Regions from separate parts of the Homo sapiens genome. Here region 2 is linked to region 1. A link is an interaction called in ENCODE POLR2A ChIA-PET data of the cell type or tissue named here. Cell type or tissue: MCF 10A. All regions are shown on one strand. Links, peaks and the distances in the headings refer to the core of each region. The heading gives the core; the rest is flanking DNA.

The links. ChIA-PET counts read pairs that join two places held together with the same protein. Peaks named below come from ENCODE experiments on the same cell type or tissue, not always from the same donor. Only the 100,000 strongest peaks of a DNase experiment are listed, where the experiment ranks them.
Region 2: POLR2A ChIA-PET joins it to region 1 with 5 read pairs; 2 of 35 experiments call an interaction of 5 or more read pairs at or near these places.

The regions. Positions count from the first base shown.
Region 1 is chr3:19,900,007-19,905,389 of GRCh38, forward strand. The region is part of intron 6 of EFHB (EF-hand domain family member B); the gene reads right to left. Among named protein-coding and RNA genes, the nearest start is that of EFHB, 32 kb to the right of the region's middle. RefSeq lists an enhancer at 3,182-3,351. In MCF 10A, for the core only: no CTCF peak of the experiment used is centred there; a DNase peak (open chromatin) is centred at 2,065.
Region 2 is chr3:20,054,550-20,059,932 of GRCh38, forward strand. The region is part of intron 1 of KAT2B (lysine acetyltransferase 2B); the gene reads left to right. Among named protein-coding and RNA genes, the nearest start is that of KAT2B, 17 kb to the left of the region's middle. RefSeq lists enhancers at 409-648, 4,364-4,533. In MCF 10A, for the core only: no CTCF peak of the experiment used is centred there; DNase peaks (open chromatin) are centred at 222 and 2,922.

The DNA of each region.
Region 1 (5,383 bases), core at 72-5,071:
AGGTTGCAGTGAGCTGAGATGACGTCACTGTACTCCAGCCTGGGTGACAGAGTGAGACCCTGTCTCAAAAAAATAAAATAAAGTAAGTGTAACTCGTAAAATTGCTAGAAGAAAATTAAGCATCAGGCCAGGCACAGTGGTTCATGCCTGTAATCTCAATACTTTAGGAAGCTAAAGCTGGAGGATCAATCGAGGCTAGGAATTTGAGACGAGCCTGGGTAACATAGTGAGATCCCATCTCTACAAAAAATGAAAATAAAAATAAAAAAATTTAGCATCAAATAAATAAATAGCCAAAGGATATAAACAAATAACTCACATCTAGTAAGCAAATACATGGAGAATTTATAATACTCTCTAGTAATAAAATAAATGTAAAATAAAAGAATAACAAAGTGCCACTTCTAACCTAGTAAACAAGCAAATATATATAAGCATATGGAGAGAGAAAGAATATCTAACTTTGGCAAAAAAATATGGTAAAACACTTACAGATTGCTAGTGCAAATTCCTACAGTTCTTTTGAAAATAATTGGGCAATATGAATCAAAAAGCATAAAAACACTCATGCCCTTTTATCCACATCTGGGAACCAATAATAATGATATAATCCAGATAGCAATTAAAAATGTAGAAAAGAGCCTGGGCACGGTGGCTCATACCTGTAATCCCACCACTTTGGGAGGCTAAAGTGGGCAGATCACTTGAGGTCAGGAGTTCAAGACCAGCCTGACCAACATGGTGAAACCCCATCTCTACTAAAACTACAAAAATTAGCCAGGTGTGGTGGAACACGCCTGTAATCCCAGGTACTTGGGAGGCTGAGGCAGGACAGTCACTTGAACCTGGGAGTCAGAGGCTGCAGTAAGCCAAGATCATGCCACGGCACCCCAGCCTGGGCAACAAAGTGAGCCTGTCTCAAAAAAAAAAAAAATGTAGAAAAGTTATATGTATAAAAAATGTTTGTAGCCTCATTGATGACAGTGGAATAAAGAAAAGAATCAAAATGTTCAGTTGTGGAGGGTAATTAAATTCTGTCACATCAATAAGAATACACTGCATGCATTTTCAATGCTGGCATATACAGCAATATATAATTATTTTATGTTAGGTGGAAAACAGGATATAAAATGGGATTGCACTCTGGTAAAAACTATGCAAAAATCTACATAGGGAGCCACACTAGGAAAAAATACATTAAAATGATAATAATGGCTGAATTAAAGTGAACAGGATTATGAGCGATTTTATTTTGCCAGTTTTCTGTAAAATAATTTTGTTACTTCTACTGTTGTGATTAAATGAATAAAATTTCTTTTGAAACGTGTAAAATTACAACACTACTATTTAATAACATTAAAATTAATAAATTCTCTATTGTTTTGCTAAGACTAAAGACAATGAACATTACATTCTTAAAACTCCATTTGCTTTTCAAAGTATCTCCTGTACTATTGAACTACTGAGCTGAATAAATTTCTGGAGAAGAGTGACACTCTGTGGAGGAACAAAAGAAGAAACATAAGTAATTCATCTCGTTTCTTCATTTCCTTCCCATTTGTTGGCGGGGGGGAAGAATGTAGGTGGAGTCAGAATAAATCAATGCAGTTTAGGGCTATAACTTGAACAAACAGAGTTAACAATCTAAAAATCAGCTCCAGGCCAGGCGCAGCGGCTCACACCTGTAATCCCAGCACTTTGGGAGGTCGAAGCAGGTGGATCACCCTGAGGTCAGGAGTTCGAGATCAGCCTGGCCCACATGGCAAAACCCCATCTCTACTAAAAATACAAAAATTAGCCAGGCCTGGTGATGGGCACCTGTAATCCCAGCTACTTGGGAGGCTGAGGCAGGAGAATCGCTTGAACCCAGGAGGCAGAGGTTGCAGTGAGCCAAGATCACACCACTGCACTCCAGCCTGGGCAACAGAGTGAAACTCTGTCTCAAAAAAAAAAAAAAATCAGCTCCAAGGTACATAATTAGGAACATGCAGAGATGATAAGAAAAAGAACTGTCAGGCACAGAGCCAACTCTTTTTAGTCAAGAACTGCCTGGAGTATGCTTCTGCAACAATCAGGAAGTATCTGTGGGCAACCATGTATGTCAGAATATCAATAACTGCAACATCATTACACAACAATCTTGAGTTGCATTCACGAACCAACTCAGATAAAGCTCTTTGTGTGCCAGTGAATTCATTCGTTCACACATGCGCACAAACACATGCACTCGCACAGGCATGCCTACATCTGATGACTCAAACCAAAGTTTGATTTGACTTTGGTTTGATTATTCAAACCAAAGGTCACAGGCAAAATATAGATAGAGATCGTTTTTGTTTGTTTGTTTGTTTTTGTTTTTGTTTTTTGAGACAGAGTCTTGCTCTGTCACCCAGGCTGGAGTGCAATGGCGCCATCTCAGCTCACTTAAACCTCCACCTCCCGGGTTCAAGCGATTCTCCTGCCTCAGCCTCCCAAGTAGCTGGGACTACAGGTGCGTGCCACCACACTCAGCTAATTTTTGTATTTTTAGTAGAGACAGGGCTTCACTATGTGGCCAGGCTGGTCTCGAACTCCTGACCTTGTGATCTGCCTGCCTCAGCCTCCCAAAGTGCTGGGATTACAGGCATGAGCCACCATGCCCAGCCAATAGAGATCCTCTTTTACAGGGGAAATATATCCCATAAAAGTTGAGAGTAAACCAAATTTACATTAAATCGTGCATATAAAATTAGATGCCTCAAAATGTAGACTAACACTCTTGACTCCACGTTTGTAACAGAAATCAAACTGAATGAAGTAGTGAGCTCTTTTTAAACTGCAACCAAAAGAATAAAGAATTTCTCTACTGCTAGCAATAACATTCCAATTAAGTTTCAAAATACAAAAAGGGCTGGGCACAGTGGCTCACGCCTGTAATCCCAGCACTTTGGGAGGCTGAGGCGGGCGGATCACCTGAGGTCATGAGTTCAAGACCAGCCTGACGATCATGGTGAAACCCCATCTCTACTAAAAATACAAAAATTAGCCAGGCATGGTGGCACACACCTGTAATTCCTGCTACTCGGGAGGCTGAGGCACGAGAATTGCTTGAACCCAGAAGGCAAAGGTTGCAGTGAGCCGAGATCATGCCACTGCAATCTAGTCTGGGTGACAGAGGGAGACTCCATCTCAAAAAAAAAAAAAATACAAAATGTATGATCAAATAAAACACTGTTCCATAAACAGTGTCCTCTTGGGAGTAGAGACAAGTTGGAGGGAAGCATGCACTGCACACTGTTTGCCCTTATAAACTTTGTGTCTTTTTCTATGGCAACACTAAATCATTGATATTTGCTCTGCTCTTAGGATGTTCTTGAGGACCACATTGTTGTTAATGTGTTTACCTCATATGTTTTACAAACTGATAGCAAGTTTATATTTCTAACCCATTGAAAATGGATAAACCATATTTGTCTCCTTTTAAGTATCAATTTATTTATTATATTTAATTATAAATATCTGTAGTCCTTAAATATTTAAATAATATCTTCATACTTTACACATAGTTTAACCATTTTAATAATAATAATTAAGAAATATTTATTATGTAAATGCTTCATCCATATCCTAAATAAAAACTATCTCATACAGGGTTACTATGATACTGTAAAAATTTATTTTATGTGTGTGTTTTACCATCCTTATTTTGAATAATTCGAGTATCAGAAACTCATGTAATAAAGGAGTGAAAGAGGAATGGAAATCATTTTTGAAGCCCATAAAGAGGTGATCAAGAATAAAGTGCCTATAGATCTGGTGCAGTGGTTAGGGCTGCCTCTAGAGCCAATACTGCCTGGGTTTCATTCTTACCCCTGATACGTCTGAGCTGCATGATCTTAGGCAAATGATTTAACCCCTCTGTACCTCAGCTTTTTCACCTGTAAAATGGGAAGAATAAAAGTTATAATACACCTATCCTGTGGAGTTCTTAGTAGAATTAAACTAATAATATATAAAGTGCTCAGAATTTTGCCTCTATAACTGAGAGCTGTTATTGTCACAGAGACAAAATAGGCAAGAGTGAGGCAGGTTGGATACCTGCAGTAATGCTAAGTTTGTGTGCATGTTGGGCCTACGGAAACCTAGAGGGCCATTGTCTCCTTTAAAGAGGGCAGAGGTCAGAACAAATCTACCCCTATCATTGACAAATATGAATGCGAGGCCCATGCATTAGTTTCATGTGGTTGCTATAAGAAATTACCAAAAACTGATGGCGTAAAAAAATGTATTCTCTCACAGTCCTAGAAGCCAGAAGTCTGAAATCAAAGTGTCAGTAAGGCCACATTTCCTCTAACAGCTCTAGGGGAGAATTCATTTCTTGCTTTTTTTGTTGTTTTCCCTAGAGATGGTGTCTTGCTATGTTGCCCAGGCTGGCCTCAAGCTCCTGGGCTCAAGCCATTCTCCCACCTCAGCCTCCCAAAGCACTGGGACTACAGGCATATGCCACCACACCCAGCCCATTCTTTCCTTCTTCCAAAGTCTGATGGCTGTTGGCATTACTTCGCATTCCTTGGTTATAGGCACATCACACCAATGTCTATCTCCATCTTCACATACCTTCCCTTCTGCATGTCTTTTCCTCTTGTGTATCAAATTTTCTTCTTCCCCTCTATGGATACTGATCATTGGATTTAACATCCGCTCAGATAATCCAGAATGATCTCTTCATCCCAAGATCCTTAATTATATCTACAAAGACCCTTTTTCCACACAAAGTAACATTCATAGGTTCTGGCCATCAGGACATAGACATATCTTTTTGTGGAGGGCGGGGCGGCACCAGTATTTACAACGTTCAAACCATGGTACCAGTATCCACAATCTTCTGATTTTTTTAAGCATAACAAGATATCTAGACTTTTATGAGCAATCTTCCAAAGTTTATGTGTTGGCTCGGATATAAAATATAACGCAGGAAATGAAAAACTAATGACCCAATTTTGTTTTCTAAGGAAGTAGTCTTTACAGAATGAAGAGATAAAAAGGTCACAATTTGAAAAAGTTGAGTGATGCTCAGGTGCCCAAATAACTATTCAACAAAGCTGAATAACAAATATCAGGTCAAGACAGGATGGTTATTCATGCCTTTATTCCCAGCTATTCAGAAGGCTGAGGTGGATAGCTTGAGTCCAGGAGTTCAAGGTTGCAGTGAGCTATGAAGGCCCTACTGTACTCCAGCCTGAGCAATAGAGCAAGATGCTGTCTCAATAAATAAATAAATAAATTTCAAGTCAATTACAATTGTCTTGGTAGAGTTTTGAAAGTCCATTATATTTAAGAAACACAAATAAAGTTGATCCCAGAGAATTAAAACATGCATATATGTCTTTATGTTTGCTTGCAA
Region 2 (5,383 bases), core at 167-5,166, 150 kb after region 1:
TTGCTTCCATTAAATTCCATGCCATCCTAATCAGTCCCCATGCGTTGTGTACTCTTGGCTTGTGCAGCTTTTTGCGAGGTTTGTGTGGTATGCAGGAGGTTCCAGAAGTACAAGGATGAGACCTGAGTAATATCATAGTGATTGATGGTGGCAGTGCCAATTTGCATCAGCTCTGACAAGCTGGTGTTGAAACTAGATGGCAGAATGCCAAAGATGCCAAGGTCAGCATACTTTGAAATAATGAAGTGAGTCATGTAACCCAGGATTGGCACATACTCACAGGACTACCTGACTCATCCCACCTCGAAAGGAACACATCTGTGAGCACCGGTTAGGGGCCTGTGGCCACTTCTCTGCTACATGTGCAAAAGGAAGCAAAAGCCACAAGGAGCCCTTTTCTTGTTGAGGAGACAGATATTAAGTGAAAGAAAAATTAAAATGAATAATCAAGCATGAAGTCAATGCAGAGAGAAACCATTGTGAGCCAGGGGGAGGTGAAAGGGTGGGAGAGAGACCCAGCCCAGATAGAGGGAACAGAGTAAAACCAAGCAGAGAAGCAAAACTGTTGTGAGCCAGACGTGAGAGTAGTTTAGAACATGGACCTGGGCACCAGACTGCCTGGGTTTGAACCCTGATGTGTGACTATGGGGAGGTTACTTATGCTTTACAAGCCTCAGATTTCGCAGCTGTAATGTGGAGACAGTGATATATGTCAACTTTTTCCGTTTACTCAACAAATTGTTATTTAATGTGCCAGGTGTTGATTTAGATGCTGGTGATACAGTGACAGATGGGTCCTTATTCTTGCAGAGCTTGCTTTCTGGTAGCAGAAGCAGACAATAAGCCAGAAAATAACAGAAAGTGGTAAGTGCCTCGCAGAGAATGAAAACAGAGAATTAAATGAGAATGCCTGGGGAATTCCTCTAGATACATGCCCAGGAAATCCTTCTGCAGAAGGGACACGGACCGAGGCCTGCATGATAAGAAGTGAGGAAGAGGGTGCCGTGCAAAGACTCTGGGGCCAGAAGTGGCTTGTCGTGTGTGAGGCCTGTCAGGAGACCTGTGTGGCTAGATGGAGGTGGGTGGGGTGGGGGGTATGAGTGTAGGAGATTAGGTGGAAGGGATAAATGGGGGCCAGATTGCCAACATATAATTTTTACACAGTGATGTCAAGATCTTTAGTTCTGATACGTTTCAACAAATACGTATCAAGACAGAACTTTTCCATCCCCCTAGAAAATTTCTGCCTGCTCCTTGCCATTCAAGTCTCTCTCCCTTGGAAGCAAGCACTGATCTGATTTGTGTCACTTTAAGTTAATTTAGCTATTTTTCATATAAATGTTACCACATAGTACATACTGTTCTTTCACTCAGTATATTTTTGAGATTAATCCGTGGTGTTGGATGCATTGGTAGTTAATTTCTATTTATTGCTGAGGAGTATTCTGCTGTATGGACGTACTAGTTTGTTTATCTGTTGACTTGTTATGGACATCTGGGCTGTTTCCAGTGAATTCAAATTAGATTTCCGGTTTGAAGTGACCCCTCTGGCTGCTCTGAGAAGAATAAAGTATATGAGAGAAACAGTAGATAAAGAGGGCCAGTTGGAAGTTATTATAGTCTAGGTATGAGTAGATGGTGTCTTGGGCTAGGGTAGCAGGAATGGAGGGGTGAGAATTAGTTTGGGCTATATTGTAAGGGTAGAGGCAACAGGACTTAATTTGTTACAAGGGAGGTGGTGATGAAAAGACAGAAATGAAGGATAATGTCCAGGTTTTTGGCCTGAGCAACTGAATGGATGGTAGTTCCATTTACCAAGATAGAGAATACCATAGGAGAAGCAGGTTTGGGTAAGAATAAAGAGTTCTTTGTTGGAGGTGATACATTAGATATGTCTGTTAATAGACAAATGCTATTTTGAGGATAAAATGAAATAATGTATTTAGTAACTTGGTATAGAATCTGGGACATTCTGAATGCCTCATAGATGTCAGTTACTGTTACAATTAAAACAATGCTAAATAATAATTATTGTTTTTAATAAAGAGGCTAACCAACTTGGAGGAAAAGAGAAATATGGTCAAAGAGAAACTGGGACATAGGGTCTGCTAGGTTAGGAAGAAATGAGTTGATAGAAGGTCTTGAATTTCAGGTAGAAAATTTTGGACTGAATCCATTTGATAATAGTGTCCTTGCCTTTTAAGAAGGAGGAGGCACAAGGTATTTTAGAATGCCACAGAGGAGTTCTAGGTTTTGATGTTGGCTTCTTGTTCTTTGCCAGCTGAGTGAACTCAGGCAAGCCACACCCCTTCTCTAAGCATTGAATTACTTGTCCTACAGGGTTGTTGGGAGGGGAACATAACATGATTTGGACTGCAATTGCCTTGGAAAGTAGTAAACACAAATGCTTGACGTTCTTAAGTGGCATTTTAGAGTACAGTGATGTGAGCTGGTATTAGGAGGAAGGTTGGGAGTGGGAATGTATTGGAAGAGGGGAGGAAGTATTTCTTCTAGTTGGCTGATAAGGGCCTGAACTGGGGCCCTGGCAATGAGAATGGAGAAGGTATAGATCTGACAGAGTTTGAAAGAAGAATCAGGTGGCCTGGATGAGGGCATTGAGTGCAGATTAACCTTAGGAGCTGGGAGAAGGACAGTGCCAACAAAGGGAATAGGGTAGTTGAAAAGGGAGTATTGGGATGGAGGGCAAGCCTTTTTGTAAAACTGACTGGGCAGAAATGCTGGATGTAAGCAGTTAGAAATGAGGGCTGGAAGTTCTGCTTTACAGGTTGGGCTGGTTATGTGGATGTGAGAGTCATCATCTCAGATAATGACTGATACCATGAGAACGTGAGCTGTCCAAGGAAACAACGTATAAGGCACTACTTATTTTGCTCATCCTGGTTGATTTGGTGCCAAAACAACAGGCGGAAGGGTGAAAAATTCTATTAGTCAGCTGGTTGTCTGAACTGCTCAATGTTAGCCAAGCAGTTTGACAGATCTTTCCACTGTGTCGAAGTCTGAGCTGACTGCTCTGGCATTTTGACAGATAATTTCTGATAAATTCTGTGTGTGTGTATTAAATGGAAAGAAATTGTCTTGGATTTAGCATTCCAGGGTACTAGTTTCTAGGCCCCAGTGTCACCCAGGACCTCCTGAGGCCTTTTCAGGGGTAATGCATGCTTAGGTTTGCTCCTGGAGAGGTCACTCGGATGTAATGAAGGGTCTGGCCAACCCCTAGGCTATTTGGTAACAACTGGAGCCATTCCAGCATCTTCAGAGAGCCTGCCAAGGGGGTTCCAGACCTTTCAGTCAGCGGGACCTAATTATAATATTTAGCAAAGGGAGGGCAGTTTCTTATTCAACTCCAGCATAAACACAAGGATTTCTTCCAGACAGGGATGTCATGAAGATTTTCTGTTGATTTGATTTTGGAGTAACCATGGAGAGCATAGATGAGAAGAATTTGAATGAGGTGTTTATTTATACCTGGGTTGTTTTGTCTTGGGTCATTTCCTCATGATATGCTTTCCACTCTCTTTCTGTAGCCTTGACCACTCTTTAATATTTGTTTTTTTGATTCCTTGTGGCTTCACAGACCAAAATGGCACTCATAAATTAAGGTATTCAGCCAGGTGCGGTGGCTCACGCCTGTAATCTCAGCACTTTGGGAGGCCACGGCAGGCAGATCACCTGAGGTCAGGAGTTCAAGACCAGCCTGGCCAACATGGTGAAACCCCGTCTCTATTAAAAATACAAAAATTAGCTGGGTGTGTTGGTGGGCAATAATCTCAGCTACTCGGGAGGCTGAGGCAGGAGAATTGCTTGAACCTGGGAGGCGGACATTGCAGTGAGCCGAGATTGCGCCACTGCACCGTAGCCTGGGCAACGAGCGAGACTCTGTCTCAAAAAAAAAAAAAAAAAAAAAAGGTTTTCAGAGATGCTTCTGATAGTGAATTACCTCACTAGTTATCTTTTCTCTCTTACAATTCTATTTCTATCTCAATCCCAGGCAGTTTTGTTCTCCTGAGGGAACCCTGATCCCCACCCTGTATACTTTCCTCTTTTCACTTGTGTCAGATTTTTAAAGTTCCCATAGTTTAAAAATCCCAGCTTGAAGTCATAGCATTATGGTATCTTCTGCTGGCCTTCCATGTACAACTGTGTGAACTGGAAGGATTGTCACACAGTGGAGGAAGAAAAAGGGCTTGTGTCCCAGGGAAGGATTACTGAACCATTTAATCTGTATATGAAAAGCTAAAGTTAATTCAGGGAGAAGAGAAAGGTGTTGCTGAAGTCAAACCATCTTTATCTCTTCAAATCTTGGCTACTCAAAGAGTGGTCTTCACCCAGGAACTTTTAGAAATGTAGAATCTCAGGTTCCACCCGACACCCACTGAATCTTAATCTTCATTTTGATGAGATCTCCAGGTGATTCCTGAGTAGATTGGAGTTTGAGAAGCACTACTCCTAATTACATCAGCATAATTCAAACTGCTCATTTCCAAAGAGAAAACTTCTGGCAATCCCAGCTGCTTACAGTGGACTCCAGGTGTTGTTTTTTAAAAATATTATTAAAATATCTTGCTGGGCATGTGGCTCACACCTGTAATCCCAGCACTTTGGGAGGCTGAGGTGGGCAGATCACTTGAGGTCGGGAGTTCGAGACCAGCCTGGCCAACATGGTGAAACCCCGTCTCTACTAAAAATACAAAAATTAGCCAGGCGTGGTGGCATGCGTCTAGTAGTCCCAGCTACTCGGGAGGCTGAGGCAGGAGAATCGCTTGAACCTGGGAGGCGGAGGTTGCAGTGAGCTGAGATCATCATGCCACTGTACTCCAGCCTGGGCGACAGAGACTCTGTCTCAAAAAAAAAAAAAAAAAAAAAAAGGCCAGGCGTGGTGCCTCACGCTTGTAATCCCAGCACTTTGGGAGGCCGAGGCAGGTGGATCACGAGGTCAGGAGATCGAGACCACGGTGAAACCCCACCTCTACTACAAATACAAAAAATTAGCCAGGTGTGGTGGCGGGCGCCTGTAGTCCCAGCTACTTGGGAGGCTGAGGCAGGAGAATGGCGTGAACCTGGGAGGTGGAGCTTGCGGTGAGCCGAGATCGTACCACTGCATTCCAGCCTGGGCGACTGAGCGAGACTCCATCTCAAAACAAAAACAAAAACAAAAAAAACTTTACTGAGTTATGATTTAGGTACCATAATATTCTCTAGTTTTAAGTGTACAATTCAATGATTTTTAAGAAATTGACAAGTTGTACAATCATCACCACAATCTACCTTTTAGAAGATTTCCATCACCTCCAAAGGATCCTTGGGTCCATTTACAGTTAACCCTGTTCCTACCCCCCACCCCAGATGACCACTAATCTTTCTG